2 separate regions of the Homo sapiens genome follow, and region 1 is linked to region 2. A link is an interaction called in ENCODE POLR2A ChIA-PET data of the cell type or tissue named here. Cell type or tissue: GM12878. All regions are shown on one strand. Region 1 overlaps PKD2L2 (polycystin 2 like 2, transient receptor potential cation channel). Region 2 overlaps FAM13B (family with sequence similarity 13 member B).

The links. Peaks named below come from ENCODE experiments on the same cell type or tissue, not always from the same donor. Only the 100,000 strongest peaks of a DNase experiment are listed, where the experiment ranks them.
Region 1: POLR2A ChIA-PET joins it to region 2 with 7 read pairs; 6 of 35 experiments call an interaction of 5 or more read pairs at or near these places.

The regions. Positions count from the first base shown.
Region 1 is chr5:137,933,419-137,938,418 of GRCh38, reverse strand. It overlaps PKD2L2 (polycystin 2 like 2, transient receptor potential cation channel), which reads right to left. Exons shown (of 15, transcript NM_001300921.2): 13 at 2,510-2,622; 14 at 1,992-2,099. The coding sequence ends at 2,009. FAM13B (family with sequence similarity 13 member B) reads left to right here. Exons shown (of 24, transcript NM_001385994.1): 24 at 1-459. Among named protein-coding and RNA genes, the nearest start is that of PKD2L2, 46 kb to the right of the region's middle. In GM12878, no CTCF peak of the experiment used is centred here; a DNase peak (open chromatin) is centred at 3,098; H3K27ac peaks cover 1,591 bases.
Region 2 is chr5:138,025,587-138,030,586 of GRCh38, reverse strand. All of the region lies in intron 1 of FAM13B (family with sequence similarity 13 member B), which reads left to right. Among named protein-coding and RNA genes, the nearest start is that of FAM13B-AS1, 4.7 kb to the left of the region's middle. RefSeq lists enhancers at 1-195, 1,517-1,646. In GM12878, no CTCF peak of the experiment used is centred here; a DNase peak (open chromatin) is centred at 2,150; H3K4me3 peaks cover 3,642 bases; H3K27ac peaks cover 2,705 bases.

The sequences.
Region 1 (5,000 bases), 92 kb after region 2:
AATTTTATGTGCACTGTGTATCTTATATGAATGTTTTATTTTATATACCACATGCAAAAATGTCCATATGCACTATTTAAATGTTTTAAATAATATATTCCTTCTTTATAATGCTAAATCTATATGAGTACCATATTTTTATAAGTCAGTGGTCTGACTGGTTTCATTTTAGAATTAACAGCTGCTTCAATATGTTATTCAATGTTAATGTTTGGCTGTGAGTAGAATATGTAAAAGTGGCATGGCAGCACTTATGCTCTGTGACAGTATTGTGTGTCATAGTTGAGCAGTAGCTGGTAGAATTAGGCAGTTGGTGATAGTTTTACTTTGGTACAAATAAAAACTGTATATCTATATACAAATAATATATAGATATATATGTCCACCAGTATAATGGCATTGCTGTGTCTGGCACTTCATTGTACAGACTTTTATAATAAAAGAACTTGAAAGTTCTAAGTCATTGTAAATGTATGTTTGTTTTTCCACTGGGCTTAAAAAAAAAAAAAAGACCTCAAGTGTTCCCTCAGCTTAGGCTTTGTTTAAATGATCCCACCCAGGGGCGATGGTAGGGAACAACAGGGTCACTAAACTATTTGGCTGGCTACAACTCTGGGAAATGGTAAGACAGGGAAAGGCCATGTTGTTCATTCCCTTGTGCAGATCTAGGGAGAAGCCGCAGAGAGAACAGTTAGCATTTCTTGTTACAATGAATTATCCTATTAAGAACACTGGATGTACAGTCTCTTAAGAGAAGAGCTTGTCCTGAGGAAGGTGAGTAGTAATCTAAAAATGTCTTTATATTTGAGTTTTAAAATTCAGGAACTATTGAGCATCAATGTGGAAGTTGAGTGCTGAGGTCAAATGATGTTGCTTGGGCTAAGAGAACATATGGCTATCGTAGGGGGGCTTACATAGCCTAGAAAAATTAGAAGAGTTTCTCTCCAATTTCCAAAATGCCAGCCACACACAACTTTCCAACCCTCCAAATAAGGCTGTTACAGCATCCTCATTTACACTTTCCAAACATAACTTATGACAGTGATACGCCTACCCTGCTCTGTATTTTATTTTTGGGAAACCTTAAATGCATTACACCTTAGAAATGGTCTAGGTAAATTTCCAGTTTGAAGATGTTAGTGAGATTTCTGTAGGTGGCTGGGGAGTTTGTTCTACACTTTGGCTTTTTCCAGAAGGCTTCAAATTCTAAAGAATGGAGGGAGGTTACTTTACTTGGGTCTTATATAATGGTTTCCCAGAATCCTAAGCCTTTATTAATTTATCTGTGGCCAAAGGAATTCAGAACATGGTACCTGACGCACTTGATAGCATCAATAGTTTTTCTACTCTGTAACTATGAGAAAACTGTCTTTCTCTACCTACTGACTGAACTACTGGAGACCTGCCGCCTGAACTAGAAGCATTTTCTTGTACTTTCACTTTTCTAGAATTTGATAATAAACCTCATTATAAAATCCTTTGTACCAGTGTGTGTATACTGGAGGCTTGTCATAATATGCATGGATTGTATAGTGAGTCCCTGTCAGAGGCACTTCATTCTGACCCTAAGGATAGTTTGATGATAGGTTGTTGAGTACTTTTTAAAGTGTGCCTGAAAAGGGCACAAGTTTATGAAGTAATACATGAATAAGAAATGCTCAATGGGCTGGGTGCGGTGGCTCACGCCTGTCATCCCAGCACTTTGGGAGGCCAAGGCGGGTGGATCACGAGGTCAGGAGATCGAGACGATCCTGGCTGACACAGTGAAACCTCGTCTCTACTAAAAATACAAAAAATTAGCTGGGCACGGTGGCGGATGCCTGTAGTCCCAGCTACTCGGGAGGCTGAGGCAGGAGAATCGCTTGAACCCGGGAGGTGGAGTTTGCAGTGAGCCGAGACCACGCCACTGCACTCCAGCCTGGGCGTTAGAGCGAGACTCCGTCTCAAAAAAAAAAAAAGAAATGCTCAATGATTGCATCACAGATTCTTACCTCCACTTGTCTCAATACTATAGAGCTGAAACCTTTCTCACCACTTGATTTAGCTTCAAATTGATGTAGTGTAATTCCTTCTCCAGCTCCACAGCATATAAAAAAAGTCTAGAAAATTTCGAAGGAAGTAGAGAATGAGTCAGTAATAAACTTTCATGTATAGACAGCAAGTTACTAGTGCGAAATGCTTTGGGAAGATAGAATTGTAAGCTCCTAAAACATGCCTCTTGTGGCCAGTTATAGATCTAATATTCTAAAGCTATGTGGAGAACAGGATCTGTTATGCAAATCAAATATAGATGGCAGTTTCTGTTATTTAGAGATAACAGGGATGTAATCAAAAGCTTCTCACCTTGTAAGCAAATGGAGTCATATGCAACTTTAAAACTGGATAGAAAGTAAATAAAGGCATCCTAATAGAGTAAAGTTTTGGGTTCAGGAAAATAATGTGTTTAACTCATGTCCTTAATGCGCATGTCATGATATCCCATAATAGTCTGGTTAGAACATAAGCTTACTCTCGAAATTCTTCTTGAGTGACAGGCTGGTAGTCATCTTGAATTTCCATAGAATAATACTTTTTCTCAAGCCTCTCTTTCCATTTTTTCATCTGCTCTGCGTTTTGAATCTCCTGTCAGGGTAGAGGACAAGTAAAGGCTGCAATCTTTAGTTCTCTATTTCAAGTCTTTGGCACACAAGCATCACAGGATTGAGGATCTTAAGCTGTTCTCCTCTCCAGCCCTCAGATTTTGAGCCCTGCTGACTTTTTGCCCTGCCTAGATTTTAGATCTGTGCATCAGCAAAGTCACTTCAGAGGACTTGATTGGTGTAATTGCTGTCTAGCATAGTTAGGGAAGCTTTGTAAACAAATTATAAATTACATTTCACTGCCTTTTCCCTTTAGCATCTCCATCTAAATTATTTTCTCTTTCTTGTGATCAAAGCTAAGATGTTCTTTCTGTACCTCTGTTATTTAGCAAATGTAACTAGTAATTAGATTCAAAGTGTATCTGTGGGTATTTTTGGCCTTCCCAGCAGCTTCTCAGTCAGATGACTTCAAAACCCCCTCTTTGTAATTACTGCATTGGTTAGTCAATGTGTGTACTCCAGTCTGTCTACGTATCCAAAAACAAGCCCTTTGTACCACAAAATTTGTATTGCTGAACCTTCCTGTGCACTGTTCTCACTACCACCTGCTTTCCTTACAGTGTCCAAATACCCTTTTCCCAGCTACAGATAAAAAGGGCCTGTGTGTTGTGGAAAATAACCATAGCACTAGAAAAAGGTAAAGAGGAGACAATGCACCCAGATGTGATTCAAAACCTTCTCAGTAAATTTGTATGATACTTCCCTGCTCCAGCAATAATGCTAGGTAGCAAAGTGGATCCCTTTATAAGGGTTATGATTACCTTCCTCAGAGAGGATGGTGATGCCTAGTGCCATACACTCTGTGGTTGCTTGATAAGTGTGTACTCTTCTGGTCAGAGAAACTATCTTAGAGAGTGCCTTTCTTTAAACCAACATTTTTTTTTCTTTTGTGTGTGTGTGTGACAGTCTCACTCTGTCACCCAGGCTGGAGTGCAGTGGCACGATCTCGGCTCACTGCAGCCTCCCACTCTGTCACCCAGGCTGCAGTGCAGTGGCACAATCTTAGCATTCGATGTGGAAGTTGAATGCTAACCACCCCTCCCGGGTTCAAAGGATTCTCCTTCCTCAGCCTCCCGAGTAGCTGGGATTACAGGCGTGCACCACCACATCTGGCTAATTTTTGTATTTTTTTTTAGTAGAGACGGGTTTCGCCATGTTGGCCAGGCTGGTCTTGAACTCCCAGCCTCAAGTAATCCGCCTGCGTCGGCCTTCCAACGTGCTGGGATTACAGGTGCGAGCCACCGCGCCCAGCCTTAAACGAACATATTCGAAGTAGGAAAGGATGGCTTTCAATCCTAGTTTTGTTTTGGACACATTATAGCACCCATGGTTTGGCTCATTTACTAATACTTTTAATGTGCTAAAGTGGTAGTCCCTGAAACCATTTCTAAATGACCAGGCCAATTATAAAGTGGATGTATTAGTAATAAAAGTAAAATAGACTATGCATAGTAAACTTATTTTAAAAACCCGTCTCAGCCATCACTCTTTTTGTGAAGCCTTCCTTGACACTTAGAGGAAAGTGGTACCTTTCCTCATAAGCTGAGCACCAACTCTTTGGTGACCCTTGCTCCAAGCTCCTACGTCCTGCTCGCCCTACCACCTTCCCTTGTGGTAGCTGCCTCCTGCAGTTAGTTGTCTCTGGATGATCTTCATGTTCATATTGGCCCTTACACTCCTGCAATATCTCAGAAGCAAATTCTGTATACCAAACTCCCTCTTTTTAAATTACCTAAGTGATTTCTGTTTTTCTGACAACTCTTAACTGATGAATAATTGGTAGCAGGGGAGACCCAAAGAAATAGACCCTCATAGATTGCATGCTTCCACCAAGGGGCACAACAATTGACTTAAACTGAATTTGAGACTGCCACTTGACCGTTTGGGATTCCTCATGCCTACAGAACCAGCAGGGAAAGAAGTGGTTATTTATGTGTTGAGGTGATTGATGCGAATTACCAAGGGGAAATTGGATTACTGCCACAAACTAGCACAGAGCAGACTGTGCCCAAGGGATTCTCTGGTATGCCTCTTAATACTTAGATGTCCAAAAGTAAAAGGTAATGGGAAACCACAGCATTCTGTTAAAGGCAGGACCACTGAGAGTTCAGATTCTGAACTAATTAAGGTTATTCCTAATGCAGCTGGCTGAGCTCTTGGCTGTAGGCAAAGGGAATGATACGGAATGGGTAGGAGAAGGAAGTTATAAATACCAACTGTAGCCTTGTAATCTGTTACAGAAACAAAGACTGTAGCCCTATTCCTATTTCCTTCTTTGCTTGTTATGTGTATATTTTCTTTCTCCTTTATCTAAGGAATACTGGTGGTGGCTAACTGTAGTTTAAACATTAGGTTGCAAAG
Region 2 (5,000 bases):
ACAGACATTAAACAAACACAAAATGAATATGTAATAAAACTTGTGGTAAGCCAGGCTCACGCCTGTAATCCCAGCACTTTGGGAGGCTAAGGCTGGAGGATCAGTTGAGCTTAGGAGTTTGAGGCCAGCCTGGGCAACATAGGGAGACTCTCTTTACAGAAAAAAAAAAAAAAAAAGCCAGGCATGGTGGCATGCTCCTGTTGTCCCAGCTGCTCAGGGAGCTGAGGTGGGAGGATTGCTTGAGCCCAGGAGTTTGAGGCTGCAGTGAGCTGTGATGATGCCATTGCATTCCAGCCTGGGGGACAGAGTGAGACCCTGTCTCAAAAAACAAAACAAGAAACCTGTGATGAATATTTTGGAGCCAAGGAACGCCACACCCTAGATAAATTAATAAATGAGACCATTAGTTTGAGTGGGTTGAAGAAAGCCTCTCCAAGGATGGGACTTGAACTGATGATAGGAAGGAGGAAGCGTGGGAGAGTGTTCCAGGTCAGTGAACTAGCAAGTATAAAAGACCTAGGCTGAGGAAAATGTGGTAAGCTGACAAGATAATTTGATGACATTTACTAGATTTCTACTAGAGAAGGAAATATTGCAAGTCTTTTATTTCAAGTTATTACCTAGCTTCTAGTGTATATTTTCTTTTCCTTGTATATATAATGTATAAAGATTCTTATCTCTTGCTTTAATTTTAAGAGCGATGTCTGTCAAGTTTCTATTATTGCCCTTTTCAGGAACAGAATAGAAAAAGTTCAGTTTTGTTTACCTATTCTTGAAAATATTTCTCTACTTTTTGCTTTTGTGTGTCAAGCTGCTGCTCTTTACAATTGAAAAGTAAAAGTAAAAATAAAACTGAAAACTGCTTGTTGATTGACATAGTAGGTGCTGAATATCATTTTGCATTGGGGTGAGCAGGGAGGTGGAGGAGGTTCTCTATGGTCCTAATTTGGAGCAAACACTGGTCACGTTGGATTTAGTGTTTGGAAAGGTGTAAAGGAGCTGAAATTTAGAATTAGGTAAGATGGGAGTTTTTTTCAATAGCAAAAGCAGACTGCATTATGATTGGTTGTAGAATCACTTTGAAACTATTACTGTTGTAAAATATTCTCTTTTTCTATTGAGAGGAAATATTCTAGTAGTATTTCCATAATGATCTTTGGCCAGCAACTGCAAAACATTTCCAGCAACTACAAAGTATTTAAGTGCTTTATGAATTACTCTTGGTGTGGCTTCATGTATTTCAGTGACATTTTAAACAAAATTTTCACTGAGAATTGTAGTTGTTGCCTAGAAGGGGCATCTACTTGTAAGATAGTAGACTTAGAGTTCTAGTTGCTAATTCAGTAACTTTGAACCAGTTTCTTCAGCTCTCTGAGCTTGCTTCCTCTTCTGAGAAAAGGAAGGGTAATCCATTCTCCTTATTTCACCGGATGGTTGGAGGATTCAGTTGGAGAGTGAACTGGAAAGTACACTGGAAATGGTAGCATCAGTTTCAGTATTGGGGTTCTGCTATTTAGTGTTCAACTGGGGAAACAAAAATGAAGTCATTTTTTTTTTCTTTTTTTTGAGACGAAGTCTCGTTCTTGTCCCCCTGGCTGGAGTGCAATGGCGGCGATCTCGGCTCACTGCAACCTCCGTCTCCTGGCTTCGAGCGATTCTCCTGCCTCATCCTCCCAAGTAGCTGGGACCACAGGCATGTGCCACCATGCCTGGCTAATTTTTGTATTTCTTGTAGCGATGGGGTTTCACCATGTTGGCCACGCTGGTCTCAAACTCCTGACCTCAGGTGATCCGCCTGCCTTGGCCTCCCAAAGTGCTGGCATTTATAGGCGTGAGCCACTGCACCTGGCCTAATTTTGTATTTTTAGTAGAAATGGGGTTTCATCATGTTGGCCAGGCTGGTCTTGAATTCCTGACCTCTGGTGATCTGCCCACCTCAGCATCCCAAAGTGTTGGGATTATAGGCAGGAGCCACTGCACTTGGCCATTTTTTGCGTATTTTATGGTCAAAGTTCACAATCTAGTGGGGAAGATATACAAAAAAAGTTTAACCACTGCTTTTTTGTTCATGTACCAGCTTCCCTTTTTTTTTCAGTTTTTATACAAGTCTGTGCAAAAAGAGAAATGTTTTAATCTCAGGGGACCTATCTGGCTAGACCAAGTTGTAGAATTACGCATAATACCCCTTACCTGAAAAAATGAAGTGTATTGTAGTTTCGTATTAACGAGCTATGAAAAATGATAAACTAGTCTTCTTACTCTTATCAGTCTAGTAGGCCTTGCCTGTGCATGTTTTCAGTGGAGAAAAGGTATATTAATATTTCCCACGTTGTTGCAAGAAATAGCTTCTACTCTTTTTTTTGGTTTTATTTTTTAAAGCAGTGAAATTCCCAATCTTTTAAGCAATAGAGCCCTCTTTAATTTAAAAACTTTCTAGTCCTGAATTCTGTATTAGTTATACTTTGTATCTGATAAATTACTTAATGGCCAAGCCAGTATGAACTTAATAACAGATTAAGTGATTTGGTGTTTTCCTGATTGTGTTAGTCCATTCTCACACTGCTATAAAGAACTGCCAGAATAAAGAAAAGAGGTTTAATTGTTTCACAGTTCTACATGGCTGGGGAGGCTCCAGGAAACTTACAATCATAGTGGAAGGGGACGCAGGCATGTCTTACATGGCAGCAGGCAAGAGAGCCTTTGTAGGAAGTGAAGGGGGAAGAGCCCCTTATAAAACCATCAGCTCTCATGAGAACTCACTGTCACGAGAACAGCATGGGAGAAACTGCCTCCATGATCCAATCACCTCCTTCTCTCCACACGTGAGGATTACAATTCTAGATGAGATTTAGGTGGGGACACAGAGCCAAACCGTATCACTGATCAAAGTAGCGTCTATGAACATTTGATAGGTAAGTTTATGCACTATTGAGACATTCGTTCAGCTTTTCTGTTAAGTATGTCAGACAAATTATGCTTTGGTCAGTTTCTCAGGCCAGGAGGGAACCACTAAGTTAGCATATTTGCCACTTTTGTTGTACCATACTTGTTCAGTTAGAATGAAAGAGGTGCCTTTTGCTTCAGTGAATTATTTGGAGCCCCAGCTAGTAAGAAGCTGAATGTCTAGAGCAGGCATAAGTTTATTTTCTTTTAGTTTTGGTTTAATGATGTAAAGTCAAATTAGCAATAGTCTACAAACTTATAAATCTCTATCATCTTTATTGAGACCCAGCTTCCTGCTGGCTTTTCTGACTTTGTATACCAGTGATAATAGGGATGTATTTATGTAGTTTTTTGGCTTTAACAAGTAGTGAGATAGCTCTTTTAAACCTTTCTATGTGAATTGTATCCTATTTTGTCAAAGCATTTGGGCAAATGTGAGTTTTATTGTTTCTTCCTATTCTATTTGAAGGTAGAACTTTTTTACTTCAATGTGGCACTTTTTCTTGGCACATCTTTTTGAGTCATTCTGTTGCCCAGGCCCAGTGCAGTGGTGCAGTCACAGCTCGCTACAGCCTCAAACTCCTGGGCTCTAGAAATTCTTCCATCTCAGCCTCCTGAGTAGCTGGGACTACAGGTGTGTGCCACCACACTTCGCTAATTTATTTATTTATTTATTTATTTATTTATTTATTTATTTATTTATTTGAGATGGAGTCTTTCTTTGTTGCCCAGGCTGGAGTGCAATGGCGCGATCTCGGCTCACTGTAACCTCCGCCTCCCGGGTTCAAGCGATTCTCCTGTCTCAGCCTCCTGAGTAGCTGTGATTAAAGGCGTGTGCCACCATGCTCAGCTAATTTTTTACTTTTAGTAGAGATAGGGTTTTACCATGTTGGCCAGGCTGGTCTTGAACTCCTGATCTTGGGTGATCCACCCGTCTCGACCTCCCAAAGTGCTGGGATTACAGGTGTGAGCCACAGTGCCTGACCAATTTTTTTTTTTTTTTTTTTTTTTTTTTGAGACACGGTCCCTCTCTGGTGCCCACGCTGGAGTTCAGTGGCATGATCACAGCTCACTGGAAGCCTCTACCTCCCTGGGCTCCAGTGATCCTTCCACCTCAGCCTCCCGAGTAGCTGGGACTGCAGGCGCATGACATCATGCCCAGCTAATTTTTGTACTTTTTTGTAGAAACGGGGTTTTGCCATGTTGCCCAGGCTGGTCTCGAACTCTGGAGCTCGAGTGATCTGCCCACCTCGGCCTCCCAAAGAGCTGGGATTACGGGTGTGAACCATCATGCCTGGCCTCTTTTTTCATTTTCTTCAGCTTTGTTGAAGTATGGTTTATATACAACAGCATGTCCAGCTCAATACGTTTTAATAAATATATTCATATGTAACTATCACTGCCACAGTTATGACATAGAACATTTTCATCACCTCAAAAAGTTCTGTGTTTCAGTTTTCTCATCAGTAAAATGGATATAATGAAAGTATTTGCCTCCTTTAGGGTTGTTGTAAGGATTAAATGAGTTGATATAGTTAAAGTCTTTGAAATAGTGCCTGGCATATTGTAAGAGCTCAGCAAATGCTGTCTGCTATTATTATCTATAGTATTGATATTGGTGCTCTACCCCTTTTTAAAAGCCCCTTACTACTAATTTTAGTAGATAGTTAAAGTGTAAAGATTCTGTGCTATTAAGAAAGGTACGTTTCATTTGTCAAAAATCAGTTGATTGTAGATGCTGTTTTGGTTAATATAGCTCTGTAGTATATTTGTAAGTTGGCTAGTGTGATGCCTCCAGCTCTGTTCATTTTCTTCAGGATTGTTTGTGTTAATCAGGGTTTTTATGCTTTTGTACAAAATTTACGGTTGCTTTTTCAGTTTCTTTGAAGAATGTCATTGTAATTTTGATGGGGAGTGCATTGAATCTGTAGACCACTTTGGATTGTATGGATATTTCAACAATATTAAATTTTTCAGCCCATGGGGGGAAAAAGGGGTGTGTGTGCTGCTACTATGTATGTGTATTTTTGTATATGTAAATGAAATTGAATGGAATG